Linked DNA regions of Homo sapiens: region 2 is linked to region 1. A link is an interaction called in ENCODE POLR2A ChIA-PET data of the cell type or tissue named here. Cell type or tissue: Panc1. All regions are shown on one strand. Each heading gives the region's core, and the rest is flanking DNA. Links, peaks and the distances in the headings are about the cores only.

Region 1 (7,632 bases), core at 1,707-6,706:
AGCCATCATACACTAAATTCTTACATAAACTTAGATCTGTCCCTGGACTTTCTAGTCTACATCATTTCTATCTGCCCAGCAACAGTACCATGCCATTTTCATTATTATGAATTTAGAGCATATTTTAATACGACATAAGGCAAGTTCTCTCTCATTATTCTCATTTTGTCATCTTCCCCTGCTATTTTCACATTTATTCTCCCAAAAGAACTTAAGAGTTAGTGGTTCCAAGTATCCCCAATATTCCACTGAAATTTTGGCTGGAGTAACTTTAAGTTATAAATTACTTTAGGGAATTTTTTTTTCTTTTGAGACAAGGTCTCGCTCTGTCGCCCAGGCTAAAGTGCAGTAGCACGATCCCAGCTCACGGCAGTCTCTGCCTCCTGGGTTAAAGTGATTCTTGTGCCTCAGCCTCCTGAGTGGCTGGGATTACAGGCATGTGTCATCACCCTCCGGCTAATTTTTGTATTTTTTGTAGAGATGAAGTTTTGCCATGTTGGCCGGGTTGGTGTCCAACTCCTGCCTCAAGTGATCAGCCACCTCGGTTTCCCAAAGTGCTGGGATTACAAGAGTGAGCCACCGTGCCCCGGCCTCAGAAATTATTCATACTTACAATACTGAGTCTTTTTACCCAATTTCACCCAAAAAAATCTTCCTATTTATTGAAGTCTTAAATGTCTCTCAACGGCTTTGTAATTTTCTTTATAGCTGTAGACATCTCATATTAAGTTTTTTCTTAAATATAATATTTCTGTGGCTGTTGCGAATAGATCTCTTCCTTATATATTTACCTGGTTATTGTTGGCATACAGAAAAAAAATGATATTGATTTTGTAAAAATAGATTTTACTAAGCTATTTTTAAATCCTAATAGTTTTTAGTTGATAATGTTTTTCTAGGTAAATGATGTCACTTTCAGAAGTCACCATTTTGCTTCCCCTTTCCGGCATGTGGTCATCTTGTCTAACTACCCTGCCCTGCACTTCCCTGAGGAGTTAACAATGGCACTAACAGGCACCCTTGACTTATTCCTCATTGCAATGAAAATGCTTTCACTTTACGATGGCTGAACCAGGGGGAGATCAGGGAGGCCCCAAAAACCTAAGCAATCAAAAATAAATAATATTTTAATGCAATGCTTTAGAAATCAAAACTAAGGCAAAATAAATCCATGATGAACAAAATATCAAAATTGTAAATGAAGATAGGATTGGTATTCCTGATTTTTCCTGTTGCCTCAGGCTGCAATATGGCTTGGCTGTGGACTGGTAATGATCCCGTTTTTCACCATGACTACAATGCTAGCGCTGGCTAATGGCAGCTCTTTTCCTGAGTTTGACACCACAGACATTCTGATCCAGCTCTCTTTCCCATGAGTGCAAAGGGTAAGGGACCCACAGCAGCTACCCAGAAGGCAGCCACGTCTTCAAAGACTCCACAGAATTACACGGAACCTACTGGGGCACTTTTGGTATAAGACAAAGAGCCCGCCTGTTAAAGATGAAGACTGAAGGTCCTTGTTTCAATTCAGACCTCTGTTTACTGTGAGGCCTGGGGCAAGATATTTAATGGAGAGATGGCCTTCCCCTCCTTAGGAAACTGAAAATGACAGTATGTGCCTGCAGGGCTTGAAGCGAGTTAAAGAAGAGAGCAACCAGTGCAGGCCTGAACTCCATAAACACTACATAAAGGGAGTTAAGGAAAATGTCAATGAAATGGTCCAGGAGAGATGCCTGATGAGGTGAATGTCTTAGATGGGAACGGGGAACTCTGCTGACACAGGTGGCTGGGAGTGGCTGTGGCCAGATGACACTGTCCCTGGCTATGTATGCAAATTGCATCCCTGCAGTGGGATATGGGTGCATCTTGGAGGGACTGAGGAAAGCAGGGAGAGGTCCTTGTGAAAAGCCAAGAGTCACTCCTCCAATGCAGTGATTCGCTCACTTTGGTGGGCACAAGGCCCACCTGGAGAGTGTGCAGGTTCATGGCCCAAGATTCCAAGGTTGTGGGCCAAAGGCCAGGTCTAGAGCTGCAGGTGGTTCTCATGTTGGAGGTCCAAAGACTGCACTTGAAAACTCTGCCCTAAGTAGATGCTTGCAGGTCTCTGATGACGGCCCAGGGAATGGATCTGACCTCCTTGTCAACAAATACAAGGCCCTCACCAAGAAGCCTAGGCCCACCACATTCCAAGCCTTCTTCCCCTACTCCAGGGGGTGGAGAGCAAGGACAACTGTCCCCAGCTTCTTCAAACAAGGGCAAAGGTGGGTGGCCTGGCAGGACGGGGCTATTCAGAGCACAGCAGATAATTCCCAAGACACAAAAGTGGGGTGTGGCCAAGGGGAGGTGAGAAGGAAAGGTGGGCAAAAACGTAGGTAGAAACAAGTGGTTCTTTCAAAGAAAGTGTTCTCCTACTGGATTTCTGGTATCTCATTGAGTTCACTAAAAGCATATTCCTGCAAGGAACTAACACATTGCCTTTTGCACAGAAGCAGTTTGCAGCCTTATGATAAAGAATTCCATTTAACACACCTCAATGTGTAAGCAACTTTTTCAGGAAGCCCTTTAGTGCCTGAAGGAAGGTCCCACATAGCTGCCAAATCCCACCTTTCCGGGCTGCCAGACTCTCAAAACGTCTGGTCAAAGAATCTCCAATTACTTTAACTGCATACTCCTTCTAGGGATACAACTGTTATATGGGGACAGCTGCCCTGTAGGAGGGCAGGAGAGAGCCGGAGATATGACTAATCATCTAGCACATCATTTGTGAAACTGATGTGGGCAGACTTCTGTACTCAGAGGGTGACTGTTTCTGAGGGCACATTACTTCCCAGCAACAAGGACTACAATCTGTTTTGCTCTGTGTTCTTAATAGGAAATATAGAGAGGAATGGATGCCCACTCACAGTTGTTCCACCCATAGAAAGCCAGTGTTTGTTTGGTGGTTTCTTTCTTTCCAGTCTTTTATCTGTGCATCTCTTTTGCATAGCCGAGACCTTACTGTAAACACAAATCCATGTTGTTCTCTTTTAACATGCGGTAAGCAACACAAGCTCTCCATAGGTATCATTTTAATGGCTACATCCTATTTCCCAGCTGAATAGATATCATCTGACCACTACAGACTGAATGTTTGCATCGCCCCCAAAATTCACATGTAGAAATCCTGACCCCCAGTGTGATGGCATTAGGAGGTGGGGTCTTTGGGGAGTGATGAGGTCATGAGGGTGGAGCTCATGAGTGGGACTGTGCCCTTATGAAAGAGACCCCAGGCCGGGCGTGGTGGCTCATGCCTGTAATCCCAACACTTTGGGAGGCCGAGGCTGGCAGATCACATGGTCTTGAGTTTGAGACCAGCCTGGCCAACATTGTGAAATCCCATCTCTACTAAAAATACAAAAAAAAAAAAAAAAAATTAGCCAGGCATGGTGGCGTGCACCTGTAATCCCAGCTACTTGGGAGGCTGAGGCAAAGAGAATCACTCGAACCTGGGAGGCGGAGGTTGCAGTGAGCCGAGATCACGCCATTGCACTCCAGCCCAGGTGACAGTGCGAGACGAGAGAGAGAGAGAGAGAGAGAGAGAGAGAGAGAAGGAGGGAGGGAGGGAGAGAGGAAGGAAGGAAGGAAAAAAGAAAGAAGAAAAAGACCCCAGAGAGCTGCCTTGCCCCTTTCACCATGTGTGGACACAGAAAGAAGATGGCCACCTATGAACCAGAAAGCAGACAGACCTCAGCAGACACTGAATCTGCCCATACCTTGATCACAGACTTCCCAGCCTCCAGAGCTGTGAGAAATAAATGTCTGCTGTTGGAGCCACCAAGTCTATGGTGTTTTTTGATATAGCAGCCTGAGCTGACTAAGACACTAACTATTCCCCTGCTGAACCCACATTATGTCCTGGTTTTGCATAATAAGTAATGCTGTTTATTCTGTTTCCCTCAGAATATACTATAGGCCTTTTCTCCCCTCCCAGAGCCTTTATCCAGGACCCTTTGACGCTGTCTTTGCTGCATACAGTGTCAATCCAAGGCCCAGGTCCCCATATGAGCCCAGGGGGGGTGTGGCCAGGAGAGAGTTAACCATCTCTACAGTGGGGGCTGGGGGCTTTGCATTGCAGAGCATGTATGCAAACACACTCAGGTCCTTTGCTTCTAGTCAATCATATTAAAGATAAATCCTGTACAACACACCATCTGGAAAGCAATTCAAATGTACAGGAGAAGCATGATTACCTGCTACATGTCCAAGAAAATGAGTCTCCATGTCCAGACTCAATTAATTCTATAACAGCACATAAATCAATAGCTAATGCGGCCCCCGACACCGTGCTCACCACTCGCCTCCTGAAACATTCTAATTAGATGTGAGAAATAAAGGCTCATTGTCAACAATAAAGAGCTCCAGTGTCCTTATTCTAAACCATGTTTTTCTTTTGCACGGGAAAATAGCATTAGCTGGTGCTTAGAAGAGCTAGTAATATAGCAGACCAGATGAAAAATAGCTATTCAGTGACCACAATACAGGCTGGGTGAAAACGTATCATACAAATGAGAAACAGACTCAGCCAAATTGTTCCTGACACCAATCTTGTCCCCCATTTGGTCTCACATGTTGTAAAGATAATATTATTTTGTTCCTTTCAAATATAATTTAGTTGCTTTCACTATACACTATACATGATGTGGGTTTGAACAGTCCTGGAGAATGCTTGTATAATCAGCCCAAGCATTCCAGACAAAAGTCACCGAATAAGTATTTCACTTCAAGATCACAGGCAACCGCAAGCTCTGAAAGGACACTAATAAATTAATCTTCCAAAAACAATACTGATATCCAACACTGTCAAGCAAGGCTCTCTAACCTAGCTTAGGGTCACAAAGGGATGTGTTCTCTTTGGAAAACGGCAGTGAAATGGACAAAAATATTGAGCACACACTAAACCTTCAATAACAGGATCCTAGATAAATCAGTGTTAGCACTTCCACAAGACAATTTTGTGGCATCTGAAATATTTACAAAAGGCTTAGCATGTAATATGTATTGTTATGATTTATTCACAACAAATAAACACAGAATCAACTGTGAAGAAATGCATTAAGACGTTAGCAAGGGCTGCCTTCGAGTGATGGGACAATGGTACCTATTTCCTTCCTCTAGTCATTCCTGGCTATAGTACTTCTACAGACAAATAACATAAAAAAGACAAGCATAAAAAAGCCCAGGAAGCCTTGGGCAGCCATACCTGTCAGGTGACATTTCTGCGGTGGGAAGGGTGTTAAGTCTCAGCAGCCCTTGGAAGAGGCTTGGGGTTAATGTTGGGCCTAACTTCTTCCTTCTGGGCATTCAATATGCTGAGACATCTGCCCCACTGCATCCTCATCTCGAAATACGCAAAGGGCGATGATCTGCCCTTTAAACATCATTAAAATTGCTGTCAGACCTTCATCATCAATACTAGTCTCCAGGAAATGGCATTTTCAATATCTCACAATGTAGTCCACGCCTGAAAGCAGCATTAATGCCGTAACAGGAACAGAGTAACTGTGTGCACTTCTGGCCTGGCCGGTATTTGCTGTTCTTCCTGGGTTACGTCTAACAGTAAGAAGTCAACTCTCTCCCACAAGAACTTCTGGAAATAGCGGTGCCTTGGCAAAGTCTACCTCTGCATGTCATGTTTGCTCCTGGATGCCTTTAGGGGAAAAGCGAGGGTCCAGATAAGAGGGCAACTGAACACAGAACGTTACCAGCACTGACCTTTTTCTTAACATGCTGGAGAAAGGGGCGCAGCTTCTGCAGCTGCCAGGACCCCGTGCAAAGAAGTACACTGCTAAATACACCCTCTACCAGATCCATCCTCAGAGACAAAGAAATCTGTCACCCCCAGAGAAGCGGCCACAAGACTCGAGGGGGAAAAGTCTGCTTCTGCTTGTTGCCCTGTGATTTTCACATTTTTCTAGTCATTTCCAAGTGCATACAGTACTGTGTAGATTTAAAATAAGCCACATCCGTGTTATGGCTGAATTATGTCCCCTCAAAATTCATATGTTTAAGTTCTCATCCCCTGTACCTCAGAATATACTTTGTTTAGAAATAGGATCACTGCAGCTGGGTGTGGTGGCTCACTCCTGTAATCCCAGCACTTTGGGAGGCCGAGGCGGGCGGATCACAAGGTCAGGAGACTGAGACCATCCTGGCTAACACAGTGAAACCCTGTCTCTACTAAAAATACACGTGGTGGCATGCACTTGTAGTCCCAGCTACTCAGGAGGCTGAGGCAGGAGACTCTCTTAAACTCGGGAGGCAGAGGTTGCAGTGAGCTGAGATCGGGCCACTGCACTCCAGCCTGGCAACACAGTGAGGAAAGAAAGAAAAGAAGAGACAGCGAGAGAGAGAGAGGAAGGGGATTACTGCAGATATAATTAGTTGACATACAGTAATTTGCGTAGGCCCTAACCCAATAGGACTGGTGTCCTCTAAAGAGGGGAATTGTGGAGACAGTCACACAAACAGGATGAAGGCAGGGCTCTAAACTAGGGAACATCAAAGATCGCCAGCAAACCACCACAAGCAAACGGAGACGCATGGGACAGACTTTCCCTCACAGCCCTCATGAGGCACCAGTCCTGAGGACACCTCAATCTGGGACTTCCAGCCTCCAGAACTGAGACAGTAAGCTTCTGTTGTTTATGCCACCCAGTCTGTGGACTTCTTACAGCAGCCCTAGAGAACTAAGAAAGTCCATAAGGATCATGTGCCCTTTATTCAAAGTTCAGAGTTCCCTTGTTTTTCATCTTCTGGGAAATTCTCCCGCATGTAATCAGGAATATTTTTTCACCAGGGATCTAACCATTGTTTCCACTATTGATCCCTTATTTTTCTATATAAATTTTAGAATCCCATTATCAATATCTAGTTTTTTAAATCCTGCTGGAAATTTGATTGGGATTGCAATGAATCTATAGGTCGATTTGGGGAGAATTCACAACTATACTGAATCTTCCAAAATATAAATATATCTTTCCATGAGTTGGGTCTTTGATTTCTCTCATCAGTATTCTTTAGTCTCCAGCATACGGATCTTGTATATTTTCTTATTTATATGTAGTTCTTTCTTTTTTGGGGGGATGCTATTGTAAATGATACCTTTTTTTAATAATTGCTTTTTTTTTTTTTTTTCTGAGACAGGGTCTTGCTCTGTCACCCAGGCTGGAGTAAAGTGGCACAAATATGGCTCACTGCAGCCTCAACCTCTGGGGATCAAGTGATCCTCCTGCCTCAGCCTTCTGAGTAGATGGCACTACAGGTGTGTGCCACCAGGCTCAGCAAAATTTTATTTATTTACTTATTTATTTAGTAGAGAAGAGGTCTTACCATATTGCCCATGCCGATCTTAAACTCCTGGCTCAATGATCCTCCCACCTTGGCCTCCCAAAGTGCTGAGACTACAGGCATGAGCCATCACACCTGGCCTACTCATTTCTTAAACTCATTTTTCTTTTATTCAGGATAATTTCTATTGATCTACTTAGAGCTAACTTAGATTCTTTCTTCTGTCATATACATTTGCTTTTGAACTCATCCAGTAATATTTTTACTTCATTCTAAAATTCCTATTTTTTTCTTTTTTTTTTCATA
Region 2 (7,632 bases), core at 1,592-6,591, 150 kb after region 1:
CACGCTGGCTCCCACTGGATCTGGGAGGGTGGGGCGGGGCTCAGACAACCCCAAACCCCAGAGCTGGGTGGGGGCTGGGGGTAGGGGCAGCACCACCAGGCCCACCCCTCAGACACCCTTTCAGATCCTCAGGCCACGGTGATGGCTGATGAAGCCACTGTGCTCCCCAAGCACCGGACAGAGCCAAGCGTGCCTGCAGTATGGCTGAAGACACAAAATCTTTCTGAGGTTCTAGAGTGACCGCATCACATGACACCAGCTTGCTTCACGCACATCCCTGGAAATGACCACCGGAACAGTGCTGGGCTTGGTACTCTAGTCTCTCTGACATGGGACGGGGTGTGGAGCTGTTGAAACCATTTGACCACTTTCCTGGAGCAGCTACCGAGTTCCAGGTGCTGTGCCAGGTGCTGGGATCCAGGGGTCAGCCCCAGCCAGGGGCAGGGCAGTGGGCCGCATGCATGTGGACAAGGGTAAGTTGTAAATATACAATTTACAATACATATTACAAGGAGGACCTGGGTGAAGGGGTGAGCAAATGAGTGAGTGCCTGCCTCTCTGCCAGGCAGCCAGTCAGCCACAGGACAGAGACACAAGAGAAGTCCCTGCAGGGTGAAGAGGCTGCAGATGGGACAGGACATCCTGACAGGGAAACAGGACACACAGGGGCGCCGCCCAGGCTAAAGGGCTCAAAACGCAGGGAAGCGGCCCCCGACAGCTTATCCTAACATTTGTAGAAGCAGCCACAGCAACAAAGGGCACAGCAAAAAAAATCACCACATTTACAAATGTCACCAAACACACCACAGTAGTAAAATGCCAAGGTGATGGGGAGAGTCTGTCGGGACAGCCCCCTTGGCTGGAAAGAAGATGACAAAGCCACAGGGAGGCTTCAGTTTGAGCAACTGTGATGTGTCACCAAGCATAAAGTGACCTGAGTGAGTGGCCAGGGCAGTAGATGCTGGTCTCTGTCATGTGGGACCCTCAGAGCCCGAGAGGGCACAAGCGACATTCCCTGAAGATCCACCCAATGCTGCCGTCACCACGACGCTGATGCACGGTGCCCAGCATTGGTGATTTGCACTGGGGAGAACAGCACCTGTCACCCATTCCCACACAGCCACACTGCCAGGCTGTTCAGGTCTGATGAGCCCGAAGAAGCCTGAGTCCAGGCGGAGGAGGCTGGGAAGAAGGGTTGGGAGGACCCACGGGGCGCAGGGTCAAGGTCTGGTGCAAACAAAGGCTCTGCTTCTGCCACCCGTGACCACGGCCCAGTCCCCCTGTCTGGGGCTCCAACTCCTCACCTAGAAAGGAACTGACACAACATTGAGGTCCTCTCCCCCAGGGGTCCCTCACCTCCTGCTCTCCGACCCTCCACTCCTGCCCTGCCTCCTCATCTCTCCCGACACACTCTCCCACACTTCACACCACTGTGTCGCAAAGCATCTTGGGGGAAAGACTGGTTTTTTCATAGTATATTACAGATCTGTACTTTTGCAAAATAAAATAAAACTAAATTACTACCTAAATGAATTTTTTTTAAAGACATTCCTCACTTTATTATCCGATCCAACACACAGAGGCGACCACGAAGGTCCCTACATGCTCATTCTGCATATCTACACCCTTTGCCCTGTGAATCGGAAACAGCCCGCAGATAGCACGCTTGCAGGAATGCCATGACCAGGCCTGCACGCGTGTCCAGTCCAAGGTCTCCCAGTGCCTCTGTGGGAGGCTGAGGAGGAAGTGAGCTCACATGCACAGATGAGCTGTGCAGAGCAAGGCCGGGCACACACGACGCCCTGAGCATACGGAAGCCTCCAACCGGCTGCAACGCAACACGGCTTCCACGAAGCCTCAGGTGAACCCACGCCATGGCTGTGCTCACTCAAGCACACTGTGGCCCATGAAGCTGAGTGGTTACGAGGTCAACAGTCGTCAGACAAAGAGTCTCTCTCCTCTGAAGTCAGCGACATGGCCCTATCCTGGTGGGCTCACAGCCAGAACAAGAGCTCTGGGGGCAACCCGGAAGGGGCAAAGTAGAGTCCAGAGGAATGAGAAGTTCACAGGTAGATGAGGCAGGGAAGGCAGGTGGGGAGAGACGTAGGCAAAGGAGATGGGGCGCCTCTGGGGACCTGAGGGGTTGGGCCCTTGCCTGGGGAGGCAGGTAGCCAGGTGGTGCCATAGAACCTCCACCCAGGACTTCTGGGCTGCGAGGACATGGGGCTGCCCCCGATGAGTTCTCCATGCGCCACATCTCCCCCCGACTGCTCTTCTTAAAGCTCTTTGGTTTCCCTCTCAACTGCAACCACATAACGTTTGATACTTAAACATTTGGTTACTTGTGTCTAGTTTTCTTTAAAAGCACAGCTTCTTTTATATGCAGAAATAAAAATACATTTCCTGCAGATAACTTATCCACACCAATTAAATCTATATACATCTTAGCGTCCTACTCGGGTTTACATACCCTGATCTCACTTAGAAAATATAGTGTGCATCTGAATATTTAGTAGCATTTGTTGTAATGGCAAAATCTAATTATCTCACATTAAGTATAATCTCAATTTTGATAGTATTGTTCTAGCAGTAGAAGAAGCCATGACTCATTCCATTCAAATTTCACCTTGAAAACTCCAAGATCATGAACTGCTCTGTTTTTATACTTTTTCTTGAAATATATACATACAGAAAAGTTCCATAGCATAAATGGAACCTTCCCATGCAAACCAAGATGGGGAAAGGGGACATCATCAGCACCTCCAAAAGCTGTGCTTCCCTCCCCCTGGGCCTCCTATCAGTACCATCTCCCGAAGGCAACCTGATTTCCACACATGACAGTTGTCTGTTGCCCTTCCTAGACACAGAATCATGCATTACACACTCTAGCATCTGGGGTTTTTTGCTCAACGTTACGTGGCAAGCCCCATCCACACAGCTGCCACATTTGCAGAGTGCTCATTCTCGGCCTGCCGTACAGTGTGCCCTGTGAGAAGACCCTCGGGGTACTGATCTATTCTGCTGCTGATGGCCATCTGGTTTCTTTGCACTTTGGCAGTTACCATCACGCTGCTATGGACACTTTTGTGTGTCTCTTGATGGCTGTATCCATTTCCAACGGTTGCTGTGACAAATGACCACAAAACTGGGTGGCTGAAAACACATTTCTTCTCTCGCAGTTCTGGAGGCTAGAAGTCTACATGCAGTTTCACTGGGCTGAAATCAAGCTGTTGGCAGGGCCACATTCCCTCCAGAGGCACCAGGGGAGAATCCTTTACCTGGCCCTGTCCAGTTTCTCCCAGCTGCCGGTGCTCCCTGAGCTGTGGCCGCATCACTCCAATTTCCGCCTCCTTGGTCACATCTCTCTCTGCCTCTCTCTTATACGATCCTTGAGGATGGCATTTAGGGCCCACCCAGATAATTCAAGACAATCTCTTCATTACAAAATCCTTAAACACATCTGCAAAACCACTACCACATAAAGTAACATTCACAGGTTTCAGGGATTAGAACCTGATGTCATTTGAAGGTCACTAATGCCCATATGCCCATTTCACTCCATTTCATTTGGATTGAGACTGCTGGTCATAGAGTATATGTAAGCTTGGCTTTAGTTAATTCTACAAAAAAGCTTCCCAAAGCAGTTGTACGAATGTCTACTCTGACCAACAATCAGAGGTCCATTTGTTCCACATCCTCACCGACACCTGCTATTTTCTGCTCTTTTTCTCTTTTTTTTTTTTTTTTTTTTGAGACGGAATCTCGCTCTGTTGCCCAGGCTGGAGTGCAGTGGTGCAATCTCGGCTCACTGCAACCTCCACCTCCCGGGTTCAGGTGATTCTCCCACCTCAACCTCCCGAGTAGCTGGGGTTATAGGCGCCCGCCACCATGCCCACCTAATTGTTTTGTATTTTCAGTAGAGAAAGGGTTTCACCATGTTGGTCATGTTGGTCTCAAACTCCTGGCCTCAGGTGATCCACCCGCCTCAGCTTCACAAAGTGCTGGGATTACAAGCATTGAGCCACTGCACCCAGCTTTTTCTGCTCTTTTGATGTTAGCCATTCTGGTGGGTGTGGAATGGTGTCCCATTTACAATTCATTTTGCATCTCCCTGATGACTAATGGAGTGGAGTACTTTTTCATCTCTTTAGTGGACGTGTGTGTGTGTGTGTGTGTGTGTGTGTGTCGTGTCTTTTGCCATTTTCCTACTGGGTGTTCTCTCATTTTCTTGTTGATTACATAGTGCATTATTTTAAGATGAGTCATTTGCTAAAATAGATTCCACTAAGACACTGGCAGATGGAGGCCTAGTTTCTGGTGTCAGGGCCGGAGATGTGAGGTCCAGTTGTGTCCAAGCAATCAGGTGACATGAATTCTGGACCTTGAACACCCGTAATGGACCCTAAGCCTATGCCAGCCTGGAAGGTTCCAATAAGGAACATGATTGAGAGTTTGGGGACCACTGTCAGGGACTGGATGGGTGGGACAAAAATCAGTCCCAAATTAATGTATTATAACTCCAGTTACTTCCTTGAAACTAAATCTAATTGTATTTAAAAGGGTGACCACTGGGAAGTAAACTCTATTTGGATTTCTACAAATATGGGTGGGTTTTATGGGACTTTTTGGGAGCAGCCACTGCTGACCCAGTCAGCACAATGATAGCCCATCTCCAGAATCAGGCACTGCCCCCACACCATGACAGGCGAGCCAGGCAGTGATCCCTGCTGTGAAACACAATGGATTAAATACACCAGAGTTTGGTTTCTCTACATCACAATAAAGAAAGAGGCCAGGCGCGGTGGCTCATGCCTGTAATCCCAGCACTTTGGGAGGCCGATGTGGGCGAATCATGAGGTCAGCAGATCAAGACCATCCTGGCTAACACGGTGAAACCCTGTCTCTACTAAAAATACAAAAAATTAGCCGGGGGTGGTGGCGGGCGCCTGTAGTCCCAGCTGCTGGGGAGGCTGAGGCAGGAGAATGGCGTGAACCCGGGAGGCGGAGCTTGCAGTGAGCTGAGATCGTGCCACTGCACTCCAGTCTGGGCGACAGAATGAGACTCTGTCTCAAAAGAGAAGAGAAGAGAAGAGAAGAAAGTGGGTTTGGGACATCAGTTGACGTGAACTACTAATATAATATTAGATATCTGATTAAAACCATCAAGATGACAGAAAGGTCTACTCACAGAGGTGCTCTCCACCCCCAACCCCCGCATCAAATAGAGCTCCCTCTCCTTCAAATCAGATATTTTTTTTGAGACAGGTTCTCACTGTCACCCAGGTTGGAGTAGAGTGACGCAGTCACAGCTCACTGCAGCCTCAACTTCCTGGGCTTAAGGGATCCTCCCACCTCAGCCTCCCGAGTAGCTAGGACCACACACGTGAGCCACCACATCCGACTAACTTTTCTATTTTTTTGTAGAGATGGGGTCTCCTTACGTTACCCAGGCTGGTCTCAAACTCCTGGGCTTAAGCGAGCCTCCCTCCTCGGCTTCCCAAAGTGCTGGGATTACCTCATGAACCACCATGCCCAGCCTTCAAATCAGAATTCTAAGGAGCCTAACAAGCAGCAGGCCTTTCCAGTTATGGCGCATGAAAGTAACAAAGGCAGCCTCAGCCAGCATCCAGCGCAGTCCCAGCAGACAGAGATAATGAGGTGGACATGGGCCTCATGGGAGGGAATACTGCCCCCCACCCCCATGCCATGCCAGTGAGAAAAACAGACTGACTGCAGCCCCAAAACATACAGCAACTTACCCACGAAACAGGAACCTCTGATGCCTGACATTATCAGGTAAGAGATATTTCTGGCCCAGCAGCCCCCAGAGGATGAACAGCTCCCTCCGCCTGAAAGGGGAAGAGGGTCCAAGCTGCAGGCGCCCTGGCACATCGAGGCCATGGACAGGAGGCACCCGAATGTCTCCCCAGAGTACCCCTGCTGCAGAGGCCTCTGGAGCCCATCATCCTGCGGCACTGCTGCTCCCGCTCTCTTTCCCAAGCCCTGTGCAGTCCCCTCTCCTGACGCAGGACCAGAAAGCTACTGGGAGCCCCGTAAGGACAGCCTGCGTGCCCAGCCAGGCTGAGGCCAGCCACCGGAGGCCAGCAGCAGGGAGGCCACACCTGCGCTGTCACCCACACCCCTGCACACTGGAGCTGCCTGGGGACCCAGGCCTCCCTGTGTGCCGAGGGTAAGTTGGCGGAGCTGCACAGGTTAAGGCTGGGTGAGCCAGTTAATAATGTGATGAACGGTTTGTCATGGATTTTGTCGTTCTTTTAGAAAAACAGGGGCAAGTTAATCTAGAAATCCTGTAAATCTCTAAAGGGTAAAATTAAACGTCCTCACTAGCAAGGCTGGGACTTGGCAGCAGCAGCCGCCTCCTACAGAACATAGGGAGCGGGCTCTGGAGCCCCCCAATGACGCAGGAGCTGCCTTGGCCAGACACCTGCCCCCGCCACCCTCCTGTGTTCTTACTGAGCCCCTCCCCACCCCATGCAGTGCATCTTCCACCAGCACCTCCCCGCACCCTCCCCTCGCCTCTAGATGCACCCCTGAACATGCCCCTAACGGCGTCCTTCTCCCACGCTCTGACCTGTCTGCTAGGGAAGCCAGCTGCAGAAATCACTCTCCTAGAGTTCGCTTGGTAAACTATGCGTTGTTATTGGCCCATCTGCTTCGCTCCCAACCCACAGCAAGGACTCTCTAGGGCCACCAAGCTCCTAATCGTCAGCAACTGCCCTCCAACCCCCATCTCCAGCTCTAACCTACACAAACCACATAGTCCCCCCTGTGCCCAGGGTGCCCCATTCCAGGCTGGCCCTTTGCCTGGAGGGCTCTTCTGGCCTGGGCTCTGAAGGGGTAAACCCACCCACTCTTATAGGATGGGGTCCATGATCCACCCCAACCTACCATGGGGCTCTCACATCTGCCAGACTGTGCCTCTCTAGGAGGGCCTTGGACCCAGAGCCAGAATGGGGCTCTGATGCCACTGCACATTCTCCAGCAGCCCCCTCCATGCCCTCCCTCCTGATCCCACCCAGCTCTAAACTGGGAACAAGAAAGCTGGAATACAGTAGCTGCTCAGAAAATACCTACTGAGTAGATGGGTGGATGGATGGACAGAGCTCCAGGCAAAGGGACTCGGGGGTAAGAAAAGTGAAGGGTACCTGCCCCCGGTTCTACCACTGCAGAGTCCTTGAGTGTCAAAGGACTGAGAGGTGAATGACAGGCAAGGTGAGACCTACCATGTTAGTGTCCCGCACCCCTTTGTTTCCACTATTAGATTAAGCCACCCTATGTGACAGATAAAAGGAGTAACACGTACGGAGTTAGACCAGGGTTGCCAAAGTGAGGGGTGGGAATGCTGCCAGTCCAGGGGTCCCCCACGGCAGCTCCCCAGACGAAGTCAAGGCAAGTTGGAGATGAGGCTGCCTCTAGGTGTATCAAATCAACTGAAGCAGCACCAGTCGTCAGTGCTGATTAAGCACAGGCACGCCTGTGATCAAGAAGAAAACCATTACTTAATAAAATGCAATTAATTTAGAAGCTGAAAACTGCGAAAGCCCAAGGGAGAGACATAATCAGGAGTTCTTGGTCTGGAGGGGCTTCTGCTCTCAAAGCTTCCAACCCAAC

What was found. ChIA-PET counts read pairs that join two places held together with the same protein. Peaks named below come from ENCODE experiments on the same cell type or tissue, not always from the same donor. Only the 100,000 strongest peaks of a DNase experiment are listed, where the experiment ranks them.
Region 2: POLR2A ChIA-PET joins it to region 1 with 5 read pairs; 2 of 35 experiments call an interaction of 5 or more read pairs at or near these places.

Annotation. Positions count from the first base shown.
Region 1 is chr15:29,041,026-29,048,657 of GRCh38, reverse strand. The region is part of intron 3 of APBA2 (amyloid beta precursor protein binding family A member 2); the gene reads right to left. Among named protein-coding and RNA genes, the nearest start is that of APBA2, 160 kb to the right of the region's middle. In Panc1, for the core only: no CTCF peak of the experiment used is centred there; no DNase peak of the experiment used is centred there.
Region 2 is chr15:28,893,737-28,901,368 of GRCh38, reverse strand. All of the region lies in intron 1 of APBA2 (amyloid beta precursor protein binding family A member 2), which reads right to left. Among named protein-coding and RNA genes, the nearest start is that of APBA2, 12 kb to the right of the region's middle. RefSeq lists enhancers at 347-900, 4,459-5,019 and a silencer at 1,659-1,850. In Panc1, for the core only: no CTCF peak of the experiment used is centred there; a DNase peak (open chromatin) is centred at 4,209.